Linked DNA regions of Homo sapiens: region 1 is linked to region 2. Evidence: chromatin loops called from intact Hi-C (ENCODE). Cell type or tissue: ascending aorta. All regions are shown on one strand. Each heading gives the region's core, and the rest is flanking DNA. Links, peaks and the distances in the headings are about the cores only.

Region 1 (4,392 bases), core at 198-4,197, 440 kb before region 2:
GCCAGGTGAGGAGATGGTGAAGCGTGGGGAGAGGGGATGCTGACTCCAAGACCAATTGCAGGCCACTGAGGATTTTAACCAGTAGAGGCCCATGAACCATGTTAGATGTGAGATGCTCACTCTGGTGACAGAGTGGAGAACATGTCATAGGACAACCAGACAGGTTTGGGGTATTCAAGGTTAGGAGGATGCTAGAGTTATCTATGCGAGGGCTGATGCAGGCTTGGGTTGGGGAGGAGTATAGTTTCCTCTGGCTGCCGTAGTACATTACTACAAACTGGGCAGCTTAAAACAATGGGAATGTGTTATCTTGCCGTTCTGGAGGTCAGAAGTCCAAAATCAAGGTGTCAGCAGCCAGGTCAGTTATTTCTGGAGGCTGTGAGGAAGAACCTGTTCCATGGCTGTCTCCTAGCTCTGGTGGTAGCTGACAGTCCTTGCCATTCCTTGTAGACACATCGGTCCAATCTCTGTCTCCATCATAAGGTGGCATTTTCCCTTTGTGTCTCTGGGTCCAAATTTCCCTCTTCTAAGAATACCAGTCTGTTGGATTAGGGCCCACCTTAATCTGGTATGACCTCATTTTAACTTGATTCTATCTACAAAGACTTTCTTTCCAAATAAGGTCACATATGCAAGTTCTGAGTGGACATGAATTTTGGGCAGGGGGTGGTTGGAGACACTGTAAAACCCAGTATAGATTGTAACAGTGGAGATGGAGGGAAGTGGTTAACTTCACCAGATATGTAGGCAGTGAAACCAACAAGGGGAGTTGATCCACTCACTCTAGTCCTTTACCCAAATAGTGTTTTAAAAAAGCTGATATCCAGGGTCATTGGTGGCCTCGTTGGTGCCTCTTCTCATTGTCAGATCTCTTCTACTAGAAGCAAGTTTAACTGCGGGGAGGACAGGAGGCACCTCCTCAGCATCCCTGACTTGTCGTGTTGAGTCAAGCCACAAAATCCACTGCTTCCTTTGATGTTTATGCATTCACTGATGGATCCCTTTGGACCCACAAGCCTATTTTTGTAGATCAACTTGGGTGCAATGCAGAATGTGCTCATTGTGCCCTGCTGGGGGATAGGAATACTCACTGGTGTTAATTTTTTATAATTGCTAATCACCTATGCAGTGAGTCAGCAGAGGTACAGCCCTAGGAATGGTCTTCTAGGCTGTGGGTGGTGTGGGATTTGATTTGCCCCACCATGTAGGCATGGAGCCCATTCAGATGTGAACGTGGTTACAGGTTGAGCCTTGCTGTATCGATTCCTCTGCTTCACTTTCCTGCTCTATTCCTCTTCATTTCCTTCCAGATGGGGCTACTGATGCTCACCACTCATCCATCTGGAGTAGGCTGAAGCTACCCTAGGTGGGACAGAGCAGCACTTCCCCCTCTTCCTCTCCACACCTCCCTGATATGGCAGGGCTTGGAATTCAGTCGCCGTGCAGACCCAGGCAGGCAGTTGAATTCCTCCAGGCTGCCCCTTGCTGTACTTCTCCCTGCTTCTCATACCACCCAGCCCTGAGCCCGGGCTTCCATCTCTCTTCGCCTGCCTTTGTCCTGACCTGATTCATCCTCTCATGCCTGAGTCCTGCCCACCTCCCCGTGCCTTGGGTCAGACCTGCCCCTTCATGTTGTCCATGCGCACAGCAGCAGAGCTGGGCACAATCCAGAGCCGAGGTCAGGGCTGTTTTTGCTGAGAGCAGTGGCAGGTCGCCACACTGAGGGTGGGTTCAGATGGGGCGCGTGGAGGGGTCAAGTCCAGGAACTGATGCAGGAGAGGGTGCAGGGAGATGGGCCAGAATGTCTGAGTGGGGAACAAGCCATGCACATCCAGGAGTTGAGAAGTTTGGCCCCCAGCTCAGGACATAGTCTGTGACTGACACCTGGCCCGCTCAGGCCTGGCTCTGACAGCCTGCAAGGTACGGGCTCAGTTTCCAGATGTTGGACTTAGATAGCTGGTACTTGACCATTGTGCCTACATTTCCAGAAGCTTCCTTTATAATCGGACCCTGAAACCAGACCAGGGCACCTGCCCCTCACCAGTCTCCTTCGTCTTCTGGACCTTGTCTTCTAGGTATGCAGACCTCCCATGCTTTGTTCATGGCAACAACTTCTTAGGGAAGGGATCTAAAACAGAAGCCAACCTGGGCATTGCAAGACCGGAAGAGGAGGCTTGCCCAGTAATGTCACTGAATGACTGGATTTTCCATGCATGGTAAATATTTCTTTGTAAGAGAAATAACGGAGAGGACACAGCCTCCCCAGCACAGGGCTTACAGGGAATCAGGGAGGCTGCCAGGGATACAAGTAGAACAGCCCTCACTGTGAACCTTATGTGCATTTTATGTACACATCCAACTAGGTTCTCCCTTTTGGCATTAGAGAACAAGCCGCTTCCCTCTAAACAAGATTCTGTAGTAGAGGGAGCTCTCCAGCCTCTGCCTGAGCTGGGCTGTTGGGAATCAGGAAGTTGGGTTTGAGAAGCAGGGAGAGGTGGTCTGCAGGATCCAGGCCTTTCCCAACTCCCAATAACAGTGCATCTCTGTCCTGGATAAAGAGGGAGTAGGCGGTGAAAGTTCTCTTCAGTGGTTCAACATACATATTTTCTATCCCACCAAAAATGTATGTGAATCGACTTGAGAATGCTAAATCTTGCTTTAAATTCATGCAGAGATTTAACCATGTAACACTGGTGTGCTTCTTTGTAATGCTAAAAGTCACCTCCTAAAGTTCCTACATTCTCATTTTCGTATTATGGCTTTTCTTGAAACAAGGCATACCCAAGTGACGCCTGAAGAACATTTATTACAGCTTTGTACATAAGTTTTTAAAATTCCCAGCTCTTAAAACAGTGGTTCTCAATCTCATTGTGCATCAGAATTCTGTTGATTCTTTTAAAAATTCAGATGCCAGGACTCCACTCCATTTCTGTGAACTCGACTGTACCATAGTGAAGTTCAGACATCTGTCTTTCAAAAGCTACCCTGATGATTCCAGTGTGGACCAACTACTGCTCCCCAATGCGACCCCTGCCAACAAACCCCACGCATAAATAAAATAAAATAAAATAATACAACCTAATTTGTCCTTTATCTAGGAGATAAATTTCAGGAAGATAGTTTCTTAATTTACTACCACCGAAAACCAAAATGTTAAAAATGTAGTCATCAACACAACTGAAAAATGTGCAGCACTTAGCATTCTAAGTCCTCTTTGAAAGAGTCTTGATTTCCTAATGAAGTATCTTTTATCCTAACTTTGATGTTCAGGAAGCCAATCGACAAATACTTTTTTCTTCCTTCTATAACAGGAAACTACAACAGAAATAACCTAGAAGTAGTATTTTTTTAGGCAGATATAATTACTTTGAGTTACTTTGGGATGTTTGAAAAGACGAATTGAATCATTGCTTCTTGCTGGTATGATTTAGATTTCAGTAATCATCTCACGTGATAGTCATATTTTGTAATACTTTGGTTAAAAATAGCTTTGTTGCAAAAACTCCAGTGTGATAAAGAAAATAAAATAGTTTCCTTTAGCTTCACCAAAGACAGACACATTTCCCTCTGAAATGTCATGACTCATGCCACATGGCTAAATAAAAGTGCACGTATAGCACTGATCTTTCCTGTTTATTGCTTTTTTAGTAGAAGCTAATTGAGGAAAACATCTGCATCCAGTTTTCCCTTTATTTTTGTAGATTCTTTTCTTCTACTCCAACGCAAAGCCTCCCTGGACAGTCATTTGCTCAGGCAGTGATCTGATAGATGGCTTTCAGTTTTCTCCTTTTGGGTGATGACATAAATTACTCTGCAATGAGCTATTTACAATGCCACTCTTTAACCTTGAGCTGAGCGCACACGTTCTAAGGACCTGAACTCACAAGAGCTCGGCATCATGAGGGTCACACAGGCTGACTCTTCTCTCAGTTCTACAGCTCTCTCCATAATAGGCCTGTGAAGTGGCCACTGGCTTCTTTTTGAACACCTGCAGTGGCAGAGCTGGCCACCTCAGAAGATAGCCCTTTCTACACTGGAACAGTGCACTTGTACTCAGTTTGAAGTTATCCCCAGTAACCCTTGCCATCGTCTTAGCACAGCCCACATTGCTTGCTAGGGCTGGGAATTGGCAGATGGGTGGACTCACCGACAGCCATGGTGGGGGGTTAAGAGCATGGACTTTCTGCCTGGGTTTGAGTCTTCGTTTCCCCGCTGACCAGTTGGGTGATCTTGGACAGGGTACAGGGATCCTCCCTGAGCCTCCAGTTCCTCATCAGTGTTGGTGTGAGGATGGTGCCCAAGACAGTGCCTGGCGTGGTCTGGGTACTCAGTAAATGCTTGTCATCTTTTTTTTTCCCCCAACCGTAGGCAGCTTTGTCTTGGGAGGTATTC
Region 2 (4,392 bases), core at 214-4,213:
GCCTCCCGGGGCCAGAATGCTCTGATGACTTCCAAAGGTGATCCTGTTTATGGAAACCTGTCAGACTGAGGCAGGTTCCTCAAATTGCATCTGCAAGTAGGAACCTAAGAGCCTGCAGTCCTAATCATGGTTGATCCATCTTGTATAGAGCTGGGTCAGGGTCTGAAGTGCAAAACCTAAGTATAGAGCTAGTAAAAATGGACTGTCCCTAAAATATGTGAAATGAAAAAATGCATGGAGCCACCCCTTGAGAATCAGGATTCTAGATCATGATGTTAATCAATTATAAACGTAAAAATATAGAAATGCAAGGAGTCTTTGGTGCCCACTGAAGGCATGTTACCGTGACTGCTGTGCCTAGGGTCTTCCTCAAGGAACCATATTGGAATGGAAGGGAGCCCAGGGTTGAAGATCAGGGACAACTGGAGTATGGTCTCTCCCTGTGGGCAGATATTTTTTCTGCTTCTTTTTCCATCTTTCTATTTTTTCTTCTTTATATTTGCTGTGGAAGACAATGTGCTTGACCCAGATACAGAGACACCAGCATAAGCATACATGTTGGGTTTGGAGAAGGAGCAAGCCTAGACTGGGGCCAGGCCCAAGAAGGACCACCAGGAAGCCCAGCCAGCCTCGCAGACCCTTGCTTCCTGTGCTCTGCTCAGGAGTCTGAGGCAATGGGAGAAGTGTGTCTGAGCAACCTACTCCATGCTAAGCCAAGGCAAAATCTTCAAGTCACCAGTTCTTGTCCAGTCTCTCCTACCTCCACGTCCAAGCCTGTTGCCGCTTCCCACCTCCTTCTGGGTCTCAGGGCCTTCTTGGGGTTCTCTGTCAGCCTACAGTCTTGCTTTTCAGTGGGGCCTCCCTTTCTTCTAGGGGTGCTGAAAATGTTGCCTTACAATTATTTTTATCATGTTTATCACCTTCCATTCTGTGTCCTTTTCCCCTCTGTTTCCCAAACCCAGCACACTGCCAATGTGAAAGGCTTACTCCCAGAGGAGAAACTCATGTGGGTCTTAATCTGATTTAATTGTTATAGCAACTAAAACTAAGGCGATAATGACTAACAGCTCTATCTTCCCAAGAAACATAATATTGGCACGCTCCAGTGGTATTTACAGTATTTACCCAATGACTCTTTATGTAATGGAAAAATTGGGGAAAATGTTGAAATACAGGACCATTCTCCAAACTCCAAACTAGCAACTAGATGGATATTCAACTCATCCATCCATTCATCCATCCATCCATTCACCCGGCAGTCATTCATTGACACTTAGTGTGTCTATACATGCTTTAAATTAATTAATGAATTAATAATTAATTAATAATGATCTGGGGCAGGGGGAGTTTCTAGAGGTGGGGATCAGGAATGGTTTTACCCAGGAAGTCTCTGCTACCATCCACCTCAGAAGGGGCAAACATGGCGTTTAGACTGACGTCTTACTTCCTTAACTCCATAGGAATGGAAAACATTTAGACTGACATCTTACTTCCTTAACTCCGTAGGAATTTTCCAATTAGAGGAATTCAGTTATATGATGGCCCCATCAACATCCAAAACTGCACTTTCCGAAAGTTTGTGGCCCTGGAGGGCCGGCACACCAGCGCCCTGGCCTTCCGCCTGAATAATGCCTGGCAGAGCTGCCCCCATAACAACGTGACCGGCATTGCCTTTGAGGACGTTCCGGTGAGTGAGGCGCCAGGGCAGACTCCCGGCAAACCCAGACTTTGGATGGTGATTCACAAGTCCCCTGGGTCCCAGAGTTTGAGCTATTGCCACCACCGCAGGGGTTGAGAAGCCTCCTCCAACTAGGCTGGGCCATGTCCCAGTTTGCTCTTCATCCAAACTGGAAAAGTACAAGCGTAGGTTGCCCCACAGGTCAGGTCTGGGTAAATGCCCGCTTGCTCTCTCCCTGCTCAAAACTCAGGCGAGCCTCTGGAGGAACCCGACGTGTGGACTGAGGTTCCTAGGCTGTTCCTCCAAGGGACTTGACTTTGACAAACTGAGTCTTCTGACCAGGCCACCTGAGTTGGCACAAAGAATCTAACAAGCCCCACAGTTTCCAAGGGAAGTCTTAGCTGATGATGTTCTGTTTAATCTCTCCCCGAGAGCAGACTATAAACAGAGGCCTCCTTGCCCTAGACAGAGAAGGCAGAAGAGGGGCGGAGGATTAGGAGATCAGGAGCAAGGGCTGCCCTGTGAGACCAGCCGGGGCCAGTCCTCCTGTGCATTTCCTTCAGGTTATGGATTCCCAGACTTTTCCCTCCTTCTCCTCCCTGCTCCTGCCTTTTGCCTGTTTGCCCAGTTCCTGGCAGGCTGAGGGAAACGATGTGAAACTGAAATGACTTAATGTCTTTACTCAGGCAACTGAGAGCCTGAAAGAGGTCAGTTATGGAAATCTGCAAGGGCTCATGCTGCAAAACTGTCTTCCTGAAACGTGCCACATGCATCTTCTCTCGCACACGGATGCCCCCGTGTATGTGTGTGTGTATGTGTAAAAGTGTGTGTACCCTTTCTCATACACACATCACCCCCACCTCCCTCTCACACACAGTCACACTCACAGTCCTCAGTCCCCCTCCTCCATCTCTGCAGTTGGTGAAGGCTGTGTGTCAGAGCAGTCTCCAAGCTCATCCACAGCAGCCAACCCTCCAGTGAGCAGAGGCCAAAAGCATGTGCTAGGTCTGGGAGTTGAGGCACAGTGAACCTTTGACTGTGACTCCGGTTGCATCGGAGGGGTCAGCCACGTGGTTTCTCTCAGTGCCCGAGAGCATCTTTGTTTTGGCTGGCTTGTAACGTCAGTGGAAATCGGAAACCTCGCCCTGGCCTGATGACGGCTGCAGTTTCCCTTCACCTTCTAGCCCTGCCTAACTTTCCTGGGCTCTGTTTAGATTACTTCCAGAGTGTTCTTCGGAGAGCCTGGGCCCTGGTTCAACCAGCTGGACATGGATGGGGATAAGACATCTGTGTTCCATGACGTCGACGGCTCCGTGTCCGAGTACCCTGGCTCCTACCTCACGAAGAATGACAACTGGCTGGTCCGGCACCCAGACTGCATCAATGTTCCCGACTGGAGAGGGGCCATTTGCAGTGGGTGCTATGCACAGGTGGGGACACCATTCTGGGGGCCGGCCACTCACTTATTCACTCATGCAACAAGCATTCAGTGAGTGTCTACTCTATGCCTGGCTCTGTTTCAGGCCAGAAAGAGATACAGAATTTTTTTTTCTTTTTCTTTCTTTCCTTTTATTTTTTCCCCTCACCCAGTAGGATTTTTACAAAGTTAAAGTCAAAACACTTGGTGAGCAAAATGCTTAGAAAAAAAGAACCCTCTGGGTCAACTGCTTCGATTCAAGTCAGGCTCCAACACTTACCATTGGACCTTGGGCAAATTACTTGGTCTCTTGGAGCCTCAGTTTCCTCACCTGTAAAATAGTTGAACTTTCCTAGCGAGATTTTGGGGGTGGCTTCAGAAAATACAAGTAAAATGTTTCATCAGCCTTATCCAATAGAAATATAATGCAAGCCACACATGTAATCTTAAATTTTCTGGTAGCCATGTTAAAAAGTAAAAAGAAACAGAATTTAATTTTAATAATACTTTAATTGTATTAAAAATACTATCATTCAAAATGAATCAGTGTAGAAAATCATTAAAAACACTTCTTGTTTTTTTTCTAAGTCTTCAAAGTCTACTGTGTATTTTACACTTATAGCCCACTCAATTTTCAACCAAGGGAAGTGTAGTCCTACTGAAACAATAACGTTGTGTTTAATGTGAATTTTTAATTTTATTTTTAATTTATTTTTGCATTTTTATTGCTATATCATAGTATATTCTCTTGGAGAATGTGTGATATTTGATATATGTATACAATGTGTAATGATCAAATCAGGGTAATGGGATAGGAAAAAATATTTACATTGCTTTTGTTTTGAAATTTAAATGAATTGAAGTTTAAAATTCAGATCCTGAGTCACAGTGGCCACATGTCCAGTGCTCAGTGGCCACATGAGGGACAGGGCAGGTCTAGATGGTGCCTAGAACAGGGCAGAACTTAAAATATTAGTTAGCTATTATTATATTATTGTTACTTCTAGTATTTTGATGAATGACTAATGAATAAATGAGTAACGGGAGAGAGGCCTGAGAAAATGAATTGTCAGGTTCACAGTGAGCCAGGTCGTCTCAGAGAATGAAGGAAACATGTATGAATAGCTGTCTTCACAACTATCCTACAAGGCAGGCATTATTATCACCACCGTGGGTGTCAGGAATTGGGGTGTTAGAAAGGAGCTAAATGGTGGTTTGGGGGTGGAGGAGTGATAGGAGAGGGAGATGGTGTTGGGCTGAAGGAAAAGGGCCATAAGGGGCAAAGAGGGCACAGGGT

Evidence for each region. Peaks named below come from ENCODE experiments on the same cell type or tissue, not always from the same donor. Only the 100,000 strongest peaks of a DNase experiment are listed, where the experiment ranks them.
Region 1: a loop joins it to region 2, with 3 times the contacts of the local background. A loop is called at or near these places in 1 of 110 quality-filtered maps.

Annotation. Positions count from the first base shown.
Region 1 is chr15:80,485,659-80,490,050 of GRCh38, forward strand. The region is part of intron 5 of ARNT2 (aryl hydrocarbon receptor nuclear translocator 2); the gene reads left to right. It overlaps LOC124903537 (a long non-coding RNA gene), which reads left to right. Exons shown (of 2, transcript XR_007064731.1): 1 at 1-2,216; 2 at 2,908-4,392. Among named protein-coding and RNA genes, the nearest start is that of ARNT2-AS3, 75 kb to the right of the region's middle. In ascending aorta, for the core only: no CTCF peak of the experiment used is centred there; no DNase peak of the experiment used is centred there; H3K27ac peaks cover 1,162 bases.
Region 2 is chr15:80,930,353-80,934,744 of GRCh38, forward strand. It overlaps CEMIP (cell migration inducing hyaluronidase 1), which reads left to right. Exons shown (of 30, transcript NM_001293298.2): 22 at 1,507-1,687; 23 at 2,893-3,108. Among named protein-coding and RNA genes, the nearest start is that of MESD, 57 kb to the right of the region's middle. In ascending aorta, for the core only: no CTCF peak of the experiment used is centred there; DNase peaks (open chromatin) are centred at 1,739 and 2,958; H3K27ac peaks cover 2,365 bases.